Linked DNA regions of Homo sapiens: region 2 is linked to region 1. A link is a loop called in an ENCODE intact Hi-C map of the cell type or tissue named here. Cell type or tissue: pancreas. All regions are shown on one strand. Links, peaks and the distances in the headings refer to the core of each region. The heading gives the core; the rest is flanking DNA.

Region 1 (5,375 bases), core at 247-5,246:
GTTTTGTGTATATGCCAGAACAAAGTTGGAATACCATATGAAATAGTTGGCCTGTAATTAGGAGACATTTTATATGAAAAAATAAGTATTCTCAAAAACTAGAATCATGTACAGCATTCAGAATGCTCACAATGTGAAGAGGCACACCGGACTTAGACATGCTAAAGTCTCAGATTCAAGTCCTCTCATCTCATGCTCATGTTCATCCTGGTAAATAACTTCACTTTGGTGTAAAACCTCATTGAGTGGAATTGTGAGCAAACTTTTGTACTGTTTATTTTTCTCTTCCTGGTCAAGTTTGCATAGTTAAATGCAAGTATGTTGTGATTGTATTTTATCCTTCTTTTCTGCTTTCTGTTTTTCTAATTTCTTCTTCCCTTTTAAAAATCCTCACTGCCGGGGGCAGTGGCTCACACCTATAATCCCAGCACTTTGGGAGGCTGAGGCAGGCGAATCACTTGAGGCCAGGAGTTTGAAACCAGCCTGGCCAACGTGGTGAAAGCCTCTCTCTACTAAAAATACAAAAATTAGCCGGGTGTGGCCAGGTGCAGTGGCTCACGCCTGTAATCCCAGCACTTTGGGAGGCCAAGGAGGGTGGATCACAAGGTCAGGAGATCAAGACCATCCTGGCTAACATGGTGAAACCCTGTCTCTACTAAAAATACAAAAAAAAAAAAAAAAAAATTAGCCAGGTGTGGTGACGGGCACCTGTAGTCCCAGCTACTCGGGAGGCTGAGGCAGGAGAATGTCATGAACCCGGGAGGCGGAGCTTGCAGTGAGCTGAGATTGCGCCACTGTACTCCAGCCTGGGCGACAGAGCGAGACTCCTTCTCAAAAAAAAAAAAAAAAAAGCCAGGTGTGGTGGCAGGCGCCTGTAATCCCAGCTACTCAGGAGGGAGGCTAGTGCAGGAGAATCACTTGAACCCGGGAGACCCAGGTTGCAGTGAGCCGAGATCACACCTCTGCACTCCAGTCTGAGTGGCAGAGTGAGACTCTGTCTCCAAAAAAAAAAAAAATTCTCACTTTCTTCTTCTAAATCCATTTTATAGCACACAACAATTCTTCTCTTACCCAGAATGCTTATTTGTGTGTTAGCTTGTCCCATTTCTTAGTCATTTTCGTTATTCAAAATTATTTAAAGGAGAATTGAGAGTAGGAAGGGAAGACTTCTAATAGTCCTCTTCGTTTAAATTCTGTAATCATAGCTTCCACTCTCCTCCTTTTAGGTCCTCTAACTTTTGATTCTTATACCTTGCATATGAGGCTCTTTCCTTCTTTTTCCCCCCATTTTAGTCATTTTTCTGTAGAAAATTTCTGCTTATGCTTGGGGAGCTAGATATGAATTCTTGTTATACTTACTAAGCATCACTGGTTCTATCTCTAGATGTTTAATAGTCAGGTTTTTAGATCAATAGGTTTTTAGATCAATCCCAAATTCATAGTGTCATGAAAAGATAGATGAGGAACTGAGCCCACCTGGAGAAGTCAAAGGATACTTGGGCCAAGTGATATAACTAGTTATTGACAAGCTTAAACCATGACCCAGGGTTCTGATGTACAGTTGAATGCCTTTCCTCCAAATCACATTGCTTGCTGTTGAAGCCTTGGCTAGGAGTAATCTTTAGTAAGATCCTTGAATTGTGACTTTTTTTCTTTTGTTTAATTTTATTACAGTTCCTTCCTTTAACAAAAATGCTAAGTAATATAAGCTTTAAGAGGGTTAAAATTAGTCCGGTTTCAAAGATATATTTGAGAATTATGTAGTATCTCTTGAGATAGTCTAGAGATCTTAGAGCTACGTTGGGGCCTAAGGACTGAGAATCGCTGTCATCAGACTAGAGGTTTGAGAAAAGGAGATTTTTATTTATTTATTTTTGAGACCTAGTTTCGCTCTTGTTGCCCAGGCTGGAGTGCAATGGCGCAATCTTGGTTCGCCACAACCCCCGCCTCCCAGGTTCAAGCGATTCTCCTGCCTCAGCCTCCTGAGTAGCATGTGCCACCACGCCCAGCTAATTTTGTATTTTTAGTAGAGACGGAGTTTCTCCGTGTTGGTCAGGCCGGTTTCAAACTCCTGACCTCATGTGATCCACCCGCCTCGGCCTCCCAAAGTGCTGGCATTACAGGCGTGAGCCACCTTTCCCGGCCTAACTACTGTTTCTATAGAAGGAGTTTTCCAGATTGATGCCTAATGTACAAATAACTGCATCATCAGTCCCTGGCTGTCATCATTTTGCTGTGCAAAAAGGGAACATCAGAGAGGGGTCCAGGAGCCACTCCACATATCATTCGTAAATGTTATTGCTAATGGAGAGAGGGATGATGGTGGGGGCAGGCGTATTTGTGTTCATAGAGGAAGGTAGGACTGTAATCTCCATGCCTAGTTTCTGATTGGCATTGATAATATAACCATCTTTCAGAGAGTCAGCTCCAAGAGGTAACTGGGAAACATCTCAGTTTTGCTCCGGGCACTATTTCCTTTGCCATCTATACCAGAAGCTGTGGTGAATGGGAAAGCCATTGCTTTCTGAAGTGCCCTTAGGCCTTTCTCAGTGACTCTTAAGTTTTAAGAATCATTTGGGTGAGCATAATGCTGAAATCCTGTAGCTATGAAAGCTGCACTGCCATGGCAATAAAACTCCCCATTGAATAAGTAAAATGGCAATTTCCAGGAATCTGGGTGGTAGTTATTTCAATCAAGTTGAGAAATGGGATCACCGAGAGGGGGATTTCCGCAGAATCTGGGCTGTCAGGGAAATCTTTAGGCTGTCAGGGAAATCTTTATTCCCCATTGTCTTCTCCTTACAAATTCCAGGAGAGGAGTATGAGGTTATATTTGTGTCCTCAGTAAGCCCATAAAGGTCAGCCAGTGTGCTACCTTACATTGTAATTTTCCTTTTCAACATTCTTTTTTTTTTTTTTTTGGTTAAATTTTACTTTAAGTTCTGGGATACATGTGCAGAATGTGCAGGTTTGTTACATAGGTATACATGTGCCATGGTGGTTTTCATTCGTTTATGTACTGAACATAATCTTAGTACCTCACAGACAGTGCACATGTACTAACACCTTTCCTGAAACCTTAAAATATAAGAAATATAGAAATACAGGTAGTTTGTAAGTCTTTGCTCTTGGGGAAGCCAATTTTGGATTTCCTTTGTCTTTTTGTCCTATCATACTCCTTGAAAGGGGTAGTAAAAGCATTTTTCTCTTTTTCCCTCTCTGTAGTTCACCCCAGTGGGGCACATAGTTGCTGGATTCAGCAACGTTCTTTCCCAAATGATTCTTAAGGCATGCGGGTCACTGAGGTTTATTTTTAAATCCATAACCCAGGGTTCAGCAGTTGTCCTTACTGAATTCCCGTGTGGAGGCTTTCAGCTGCCCAGACACCCCCACGTCTTTACTGGGCACATTCCAGCAGTCCTAAAGTCCTGACCCTCAGGAGTGAAATTCTGGTCTGGTGTCTCACTCCTGGAATTCCTTCATGAGGCATGGCTATGGCATGAATCAGGTGTCAGATTGGAAAGCCAAGAGATCAGGTGGCTTGTGATCATAATATAAAAAATTTCTAACTGGTAAAATGGTTTTGGAGACTTAATGCGTATTGAAAGTTTCTTTCTGCTTTATTGTCAGCCTTAGCCGCCTCTTGATGGTCTCTTTAGTTCCTTTCCTGGATTGTCTAGGAGCATGCTGGAGGCAGTCAGAACATAAGGAGTTAAATTGCAGTGAACTTATGGAGAATGATTAAACAGTGATTAAGTGATATTTTAACTTCTGTTTACAGGGGAGAAATGGATGTCATCAGGAAAAGGGTTTGTTTGCAGTTTTGACTGAAGTCATCTTATCTTAGCCAGGGCTGCCTGCCCTTATTCAATTTCATTTTTAGCTGCAAGGTGAACTCCCCCACACACTTATTTTCTGATGTCCATCTTTGTCTTTGCTCATATTCCACCCCTTCCTTTCTTTCCCCAGACCCCGTGTTGCTCTAGGAAAACTTGCTCCACTCAGAACAGAGTTGGGGTGGGACTTAGCTGCCCTTCTGCATCTTCTGTTTCTGGAAGTCTTTGGGATGAACCATACATGGGAGAGTCAGGATACTGGAATGCCATTGAACTAGTGGAAAAAGCACTAGATAGGCAATTGAAGAGGCCTGGGTTTGAATTCCAGCTCTGCTACTTATTAGCTATGTGATCTTGGACAAATTACTTAATCTCTGTAAGTCTTAGTTTCCTGTTCTGTAAAATGGAGGTGATAATTTCTACCTGAAAGAATAGGAATTAGAGAGGATTAGAGTTATATATGTAAAGAGCATTGCCTGACACACACACAGTAGGCATTCAATTATGTGTGATCAAAGAGGTCAGAGTTGATGGTAGAATTTAGACTGTCTCGGTTAGCCTTTTGCCTGTTTTTCCCAGTGCTAATTGTATAGTTTATATATTATAGTTTAAAGTTATGCTGCCAGGCGCGGTGGCTCATGTCTGTAATCCCAGCCCTTTGGGAGGCCGAGGCAGGTGGATCACTTGAGGTCAGGAGTTCGAGACCAGCCTGGCCAACATGGTGAAACCCCGTCTCTACTAAAAATACAAAAATTAGCCAGGTGTGGTGGCACACACTTGTAATCCCAGCTACTCACGAGGCTGAGGCAGGAGAATCACTTGAACCTGGGAGGTGGAGGTTACAGTGAGCTGAGATCACACCACTGCACTTCTGCTTGGGTGACAGAGCAAGACTCTGTTTCAAAAATGAAATTTTAAAAAAATGAAGTTATGCTCTCCTTTGCTTTTATTACAGTCTAGTAAGGAGCTTGGAGGGCTTTTAGACCCCCATAATCTCCATCACCCTCCTCAAAGCTGCTCTAAATAAACAAATTTAAGTAAAAAGTATTTGTTATATAAATGCAGGATGAAGACTTATTATGATGGCTTTTCCTCTTTCAACCAGATTGCAAGATACAAGCCTATTTTTAATAAAATTTCTGGTTCCCTACTCTGGTACTAATGCAAAGATTTATTTTTCTTAGGGATGAGTTGTGGCCAATTGATATAAAAGGAGATATAGGCCAGGCATGGTGGCTCGTATCTGTAATCCCAGCACTTTGGGAGGCTGAGGCAGGTGGATCACTTGGGGTCAGGAGTTCAAGGCCAGCCTGGCCAACATGGTGAAACCCCATCTCTACTAAAAATACAAAAATTAGCAGGGCGTGGTGGCTCATGCCTGTAATTCCAGCTACCGGGGAGGCTGAGACAGGAGAATCGCTTGAATCTGGGAGGCAGAGGTTTCAGTGAGCCGAGATTGCGCCACTAGACTCCAGCCTGGGCAACAGAGCGATACTCCACCTCACACGCACACACACAAAGAAGATGTACTTTCTTCTT
Region 2 (5,375 bases), core at 133-5,132, 61 kb before region 1:
TCCAAGAGTAAGTGAAACCTGAACTGTTACCTAAAGGATGTGGGACCCTGAGCAAAAAGTTTGGGGAAAGAGCATTCTGGGCAGCATGAACAGAAGTAAGGGGATGAGCAAGCTTGAGAGGGGGAATATTGGGCATTGATAAGGTTGGAGCATAGGATGTGAGGGAAGGAGAGATGAGATGAGATAGGGAGAGTGGGCAGGACAAAAATGTTGACTGGCTTTGTATGTCATATTGTATAGAGCTTGGACTTTATCCTAAAGGCTTTTGGGAGCCATTGAATAAAAGTAGGCAAGGAAGACTATGCTTAGATTTACATTTTAGGAGTACTTTTCCTCTGGCAGCAGTGCCAAGGAAGGTAGGGGCGAGGAGGAAAGACTAGTGGCAGACAAGTTAGGAAGCTGTCACAGGAATTTAGGCAGGGAGTGAAACTAAGGTTGTGAAAATAGTAATGTAATAAAGCAGGCAAATCAAGAAATGTGAAGGGGTAACATCCATGTGTTTTGATGACTAATTGTATGTGGTATATGAGGGGGAGAGGGAAGAACCTAGGATGACTTGGAGGTTTCTGGCTTGAGTATTTGTGTGGGTGGGTCGTGTCATGAACTAAAATAGAGAATATAAGAGGAGGAAGGTTATTTTCTGTGAAGTGGTGGCAGTGATGGTCCACGAGAAGATACTGAGTTTAATTTAGGTTACATTGCGGTCGAGGCTTCTGAGGGATGCTAGGTAGAGATGTCCAGGAGGTAGTTGGTTGTAATGAACATGAAACTTAGGAGAGTGATAGGTGAGAGGGTGAGAGAGTCATCAGCTTATCAAACCACAGCCATAGGAGGGGAGAAGGAGCTGGCTTTAGGAGTGTATGTATATTGAGACAAAAACTCTGGGGAACTCCAACAGGAGAGTGGTGTCAGAAGCAGAGAAAGAGGATCTCCTGAAGGAAATTGTCCACAGAAAGGGAGTGGCCAGAAAGGTAAGAGGAACAGGAGAGAAGTGAGTTTCAAGGAGAGTGTGACACACATTGTAGATTATGCAGAGGTCAAATAAGGCAAAGACTACAGATGTCCAAAATAAAGGTTACTGCTACTGGAACATTTTCAGTGGAGTTGTGGGAAGTGAATGGAAAGTGCAGAAGAGGAGTCAGTGACCTTTGGAACTTGGACTTTGAAGGAAGAGAGAGGAGGAAGACAGGTGAAGAAGGGTGGGGAGAGTTTTGTTTATGTATTGTAACACAGGAGAGACTTGAGCATGTTTATTTTAAGTGCTGTTTTGAAAGAGCCAGTAGAGAAGGAAGATATAATACAATTCAAAGACGGGGAGAAAAATTGATGGAGCATGGGCTCTAGAGTCAAAAGTTGTGTCTTTTAGAAAGATCAGAGGGTTAAAAATAAGAATGCAGGTGATTAAGTTGGTTGGTTAGAGGTGTAGGAACTTGAGGGAATTTCTCCTGATGCTCATACTCTCTCTATGAAGTAGGAGGTGAAGTTATTTGCTGAGAGTCAGGAGGAAGGAAAGAAGGGGTGAGTGTGTATGTGTGTGTGTGTGTGTGCACGTGTGTGTGTGTATGTGTGTGTGTTTTCCCTCTAGCCCTAGAAGCACTCAACAACCTGATTGTAATAGATTCCAAGGCAGACAGGTAGATTGATCTAGGATCAGAATTTTCCAGCATAGTTTTGACGGAAGAATATGGGGTCCTTGTAGTTTGTCTTAAAATGTAGCATCAGTTTGATTATTGATTGTTTGTACTGTTGTTCTCTGGCTGGCTTGTATTTTGGCTCCCCAGTGAAATTGTCTACTCCTCTGGGAAGAAGCATATATGTAACTTTTGCATTCCTGCCTGTCATTTAGCTAAATACTATGCAGAAATTAATTCTTAAGTTTTTGTTGAGATAATTTGACTTTTGGACAGGACATCTTGACTCTTGACATAGAGAGAGGCTTTCCTCACTTGTGGTCTTTAATCCCCATCTCATTATCTGACATGGATAGTGGAGGATTCACTCACTCTCCATGAGTGAACTCCAGGCCTAGCTTCTTCATTAGTCTTAACAGGTTAGCTTTACTACTCTCCCCAGGGCAGTTGAGCTTTGCTTTCCATGAAGGTTATGTAGTTAATTTGTACTAGGCTTGTGAAGACCTGGGTGTTTACAAGACTGGACAGAGAGGCTGTTGTGGAAAATGCAGCCTCCTTCTTGTTTATTTTGGCAGGCAGGCAATGAAGGAGATAGATTTGTTCTCATGACTCAGAGCCCTACCTGCTTTACCTTAACAGGTTCAATATAACCACCACCTTTCAGATGTGATAGTGTCCTTCAGAGTTTATCTGACCTTTATATCTAAAAAGAGTATTAGTTACCCTTTGCCCTCTACTTGCTTGGTTTTTTTTCACTTTTATTCCAGTGTAGAGGATATTTCCTAATGTGTTAGGGCCAGCTCAGAATTGATGTAGTTCTTTCCCATTGGCACATTCCGCATCTTTGTTTGTTTATTGCCATGTTCGCCACAGTGTGCCTTGTTTTGCGCTCCTTGTTTTGTGAAGCTGGACTCTTATCAGATAAACTTGCCATGAGTCACACTGGGGAGTGGAAGTATGTCTCCACTAATTTGGAGAATCTTTGATCTTGTTTCACTCCCTGGTTTGGCTTGTCCAGTGCAATTTGTCTCTCAACCTGCAAGAGGTGTGTGTGTGTGTGTGTGTGTGTGTGTGTGTGTACTTGGGTGTCCCTTGCCTGTGGCTTCACCTGTTGCCATGAATGGTTGACTTCAGGGCATGCCCCTTTGTGTATACAGACTTCCTCTACTATTGTTATCACCATCAGCAAAAATGTCTCTGTTAAGAGCCTCTTTGAATGTAGAATATAGTATATAACACTGAGAGTTCATAAACCCTCTGTCCTCTAGGGATTTACAGTATATAATACACATTACAAATGACAAAAGACAATAAAGAATGTGTAAGCGGTTGAACAAATAATGGATTATTGCTCCTCATTTAGCTATCATATTCACAGTAGAAGATATCCTAAAAAGACATGTAGTCAGTGAGGAAGAGGATTAACAGAGACCAGATCATCTTCAGCTCCAACTAAGATGGCAGAGAGCTGCCACCTGTGGCCCTTTGATGCCAGGTAATTTCTCTCTGATATCCTTTCTAGTCATGCAGGACCTTTTTGCCATATTATCTATACATATGGGGCAGGATCCTAACAGGACCTTTGCTCTCTAGTGGTAACCTGTCACTGAAATGGGAGGCTCCAGTTTCCAGCAGGGAGAGTGCCTGGAAGGCTTGGCTCTTCTGGTACAGTTATCTTTGTAACTTGAGAAAATTTATTCCAGACCTACTACAAACATTCGTGTGCTCACAAGCACCACAGACAGAGCAGCAGCCAAAGCTAGCTGCAGCCTGAGCATGGGTCAGTGTAGGGAAAGAAGCTAACTGACCTGGCCTGAGTCACCTCTAGAGGGGAAGAATGTAGGACTTGTCCCAGCCTTTGTTGGTTAGTTTCCCAAATGGAAAACAGGGACCAGAGTAGGTGGGGTACTTTGAGGTCCTCATACCTTTCAGAGGACTGGATCCTTGTTTTCATTCTTGTTCTTATTGTTAATAAGTGTAATAACAGTATTCATGTAACACTGCCTTTATTAGGAAGAATGAGGAACTGCCAAAGGGCTGGAAATTTTCTTTACTTTCCCTGTGGGAGAGAAAGATAGATGGAGCATTAGGTGCCCATCTCTCAGGCCTCCTTTCTCTGATTATCCTGTGGGAAGTACCTGGAAAGCAGTGAGGCATTGGAAGGAATGGTCTAGGCCTTGGCATGAGTATGTGGTCGTGAAGGCATAAGACAAAATATCTTGTGTAGCTGTAGCACAGGTGCTGTGGTAAGAGGAAATAGGTTTGGGGGCAGTATTAAGGGGGCTAATAAGCGCAGAAAATAGTATTTGTTGCTGTCGTTAGTTACTTCACTTTGCCTTGCCTATATGTATTGTCTGACAGCAGAGCCGAAACTCCAGCATCCTTTTGTCTCCTCCTCCTCCTCCTCTTTTTCTTATTTTCTGACTTATAAAGATGTATATCTTCAATAAATAAGCTTGTGATGATATGGAAAGTTAAATAAATAAAAGTTCTAGAAATTGGAAAACTAAATGGTGATTTCATTGTGGTCTTTAAATATAACAAGTGTTATAGGCCACGGTGGCTCACACCTGTAATCCCAGCACTTTGGGAGGCCAAGGCGGGCAGATCACCTGAGATCAGGAGTTCTAGACCAGCGGGACCAACATGGAGAAACCCCGTCTGTACTAAAAATACAAAATTAGCTGGCGTGGTGGCCCATGCCTGTAATCCCAGCTACTTGGGAGGCTGAGGCAGGAGAATCGCTTGAACCCGGGAGGCGGAGGTTGCGGTGAGCCGAGATCGCACCATTGCACTCTAGCCTGGGCAACAAGAGCGAAACTCCGTCTCAAAAAAAAAAAAAAAAAAAAACAACCAGAAAAACAAACAAGTGTTATAATTGTAATTCTTGTAATTCCTTAAGCCAAAACTCCATTATAACATTTCTTAGTTTGTTGTTGTTGTTGTTGTTGTTACTTTTTGTGTGTATTTGTTTGAACTTCCCAGCTGTATTGTGATCTCTTTGAAGGTCTAGATTGTGTCTGATGAGATGCATATGATGCACTTCATGAATTGAGCTACTTTGCAAATGATGCTGGTTGTTTTATTTCTTAGTGTTTTCAGCAACTTCCAGCACCTTTCACAATGTTTCTTTCCACGTGGTTGTCCCACAGATGTTGCATACTTGATATGTCCAAAAGGGGCATTGTTGTCCCCCTCCCTGCTCCTGGACCTGCCTCTTCTTCTATGTTCCCGATTTTAGTGAATGCTTTTCCCGTCCATCCAGTGGAGAAATTCTAAATACTGAATGCTTTGTGTATACTAAATATATATTCTGTCCATTTCATAGTTTAAAGTGTTGCTATCAGATGGAGAATTGTAATGTGCAGAATATAATAAAGCCTCTTTTTTTTTTTTTTTTTTTTTTTTTGAGACAGAGTTTTGCTCTTGTTGCCCAGGCTAAAGAAGTGCAATGGCATGATCTCGGCTCACCGCAACCTCTGCCTCCCAGGTTCAAGCGATTCTACTGCCTCAGCCTCCTGAGTAGCTGGGATTACAGACATGCGGCACCACGCTTGGCTAATTTTGTATTTTTTAGTAGAGACGGGGTTTCTCCATATTGATGAGGCTGGTCTTGAACTTCTGATCTCAGGTGATCCACCTGTCTTGGCCTCCGAAAGTGCTGGGATTACAGGCGTGAGCCACCGCACCTGGCCAATAAAGCCTCTTTATACCATTTTCTAATTTCTATTTCATAGAATTTTA

The links. Peaks named below come from ENCODE experiments on the same cell type or tissue, not always from the same donor. Only the 100,000 strongest peaks of a DNase experiment are listed, where the experiment ranks them.
Region 2: a loop joins it to region 1, with 3 times the contacts of the local background. A loop is called at or near these places in 31 of 110 quality-filtered maps.

Annotation. Positions count from the first base shown.
Region 1 is chr1:39,175,277-39,180,651 of GRCh38, forward strand. It overlaps a transcript of MACF1 not described here. Among named protein-coding and RNA genes, the nearest start is that of MACF1, 27 kb to the right of the region's middle. In pancreas, for the core only: no CTCF peak of the experiment used is centred there; no DNase peak of the experiment used is centred there; H3K27ac peaks cover 2,743 bases.
Region 2 is chr1:39,114,858-39,120,232 of GRCh38, forward strand. It overlaps a transcript of MACF1 not described here. Among named protein-coding and RNA genes, the nearest start is that of MACF1, 87 kb to the right of the region's middle. In pancreas, for the core only: no CTCF peak of the experiment used is centred there; no DNase peak of the experiment used is centred there; H3K27ac peaks cover 3,632 bases.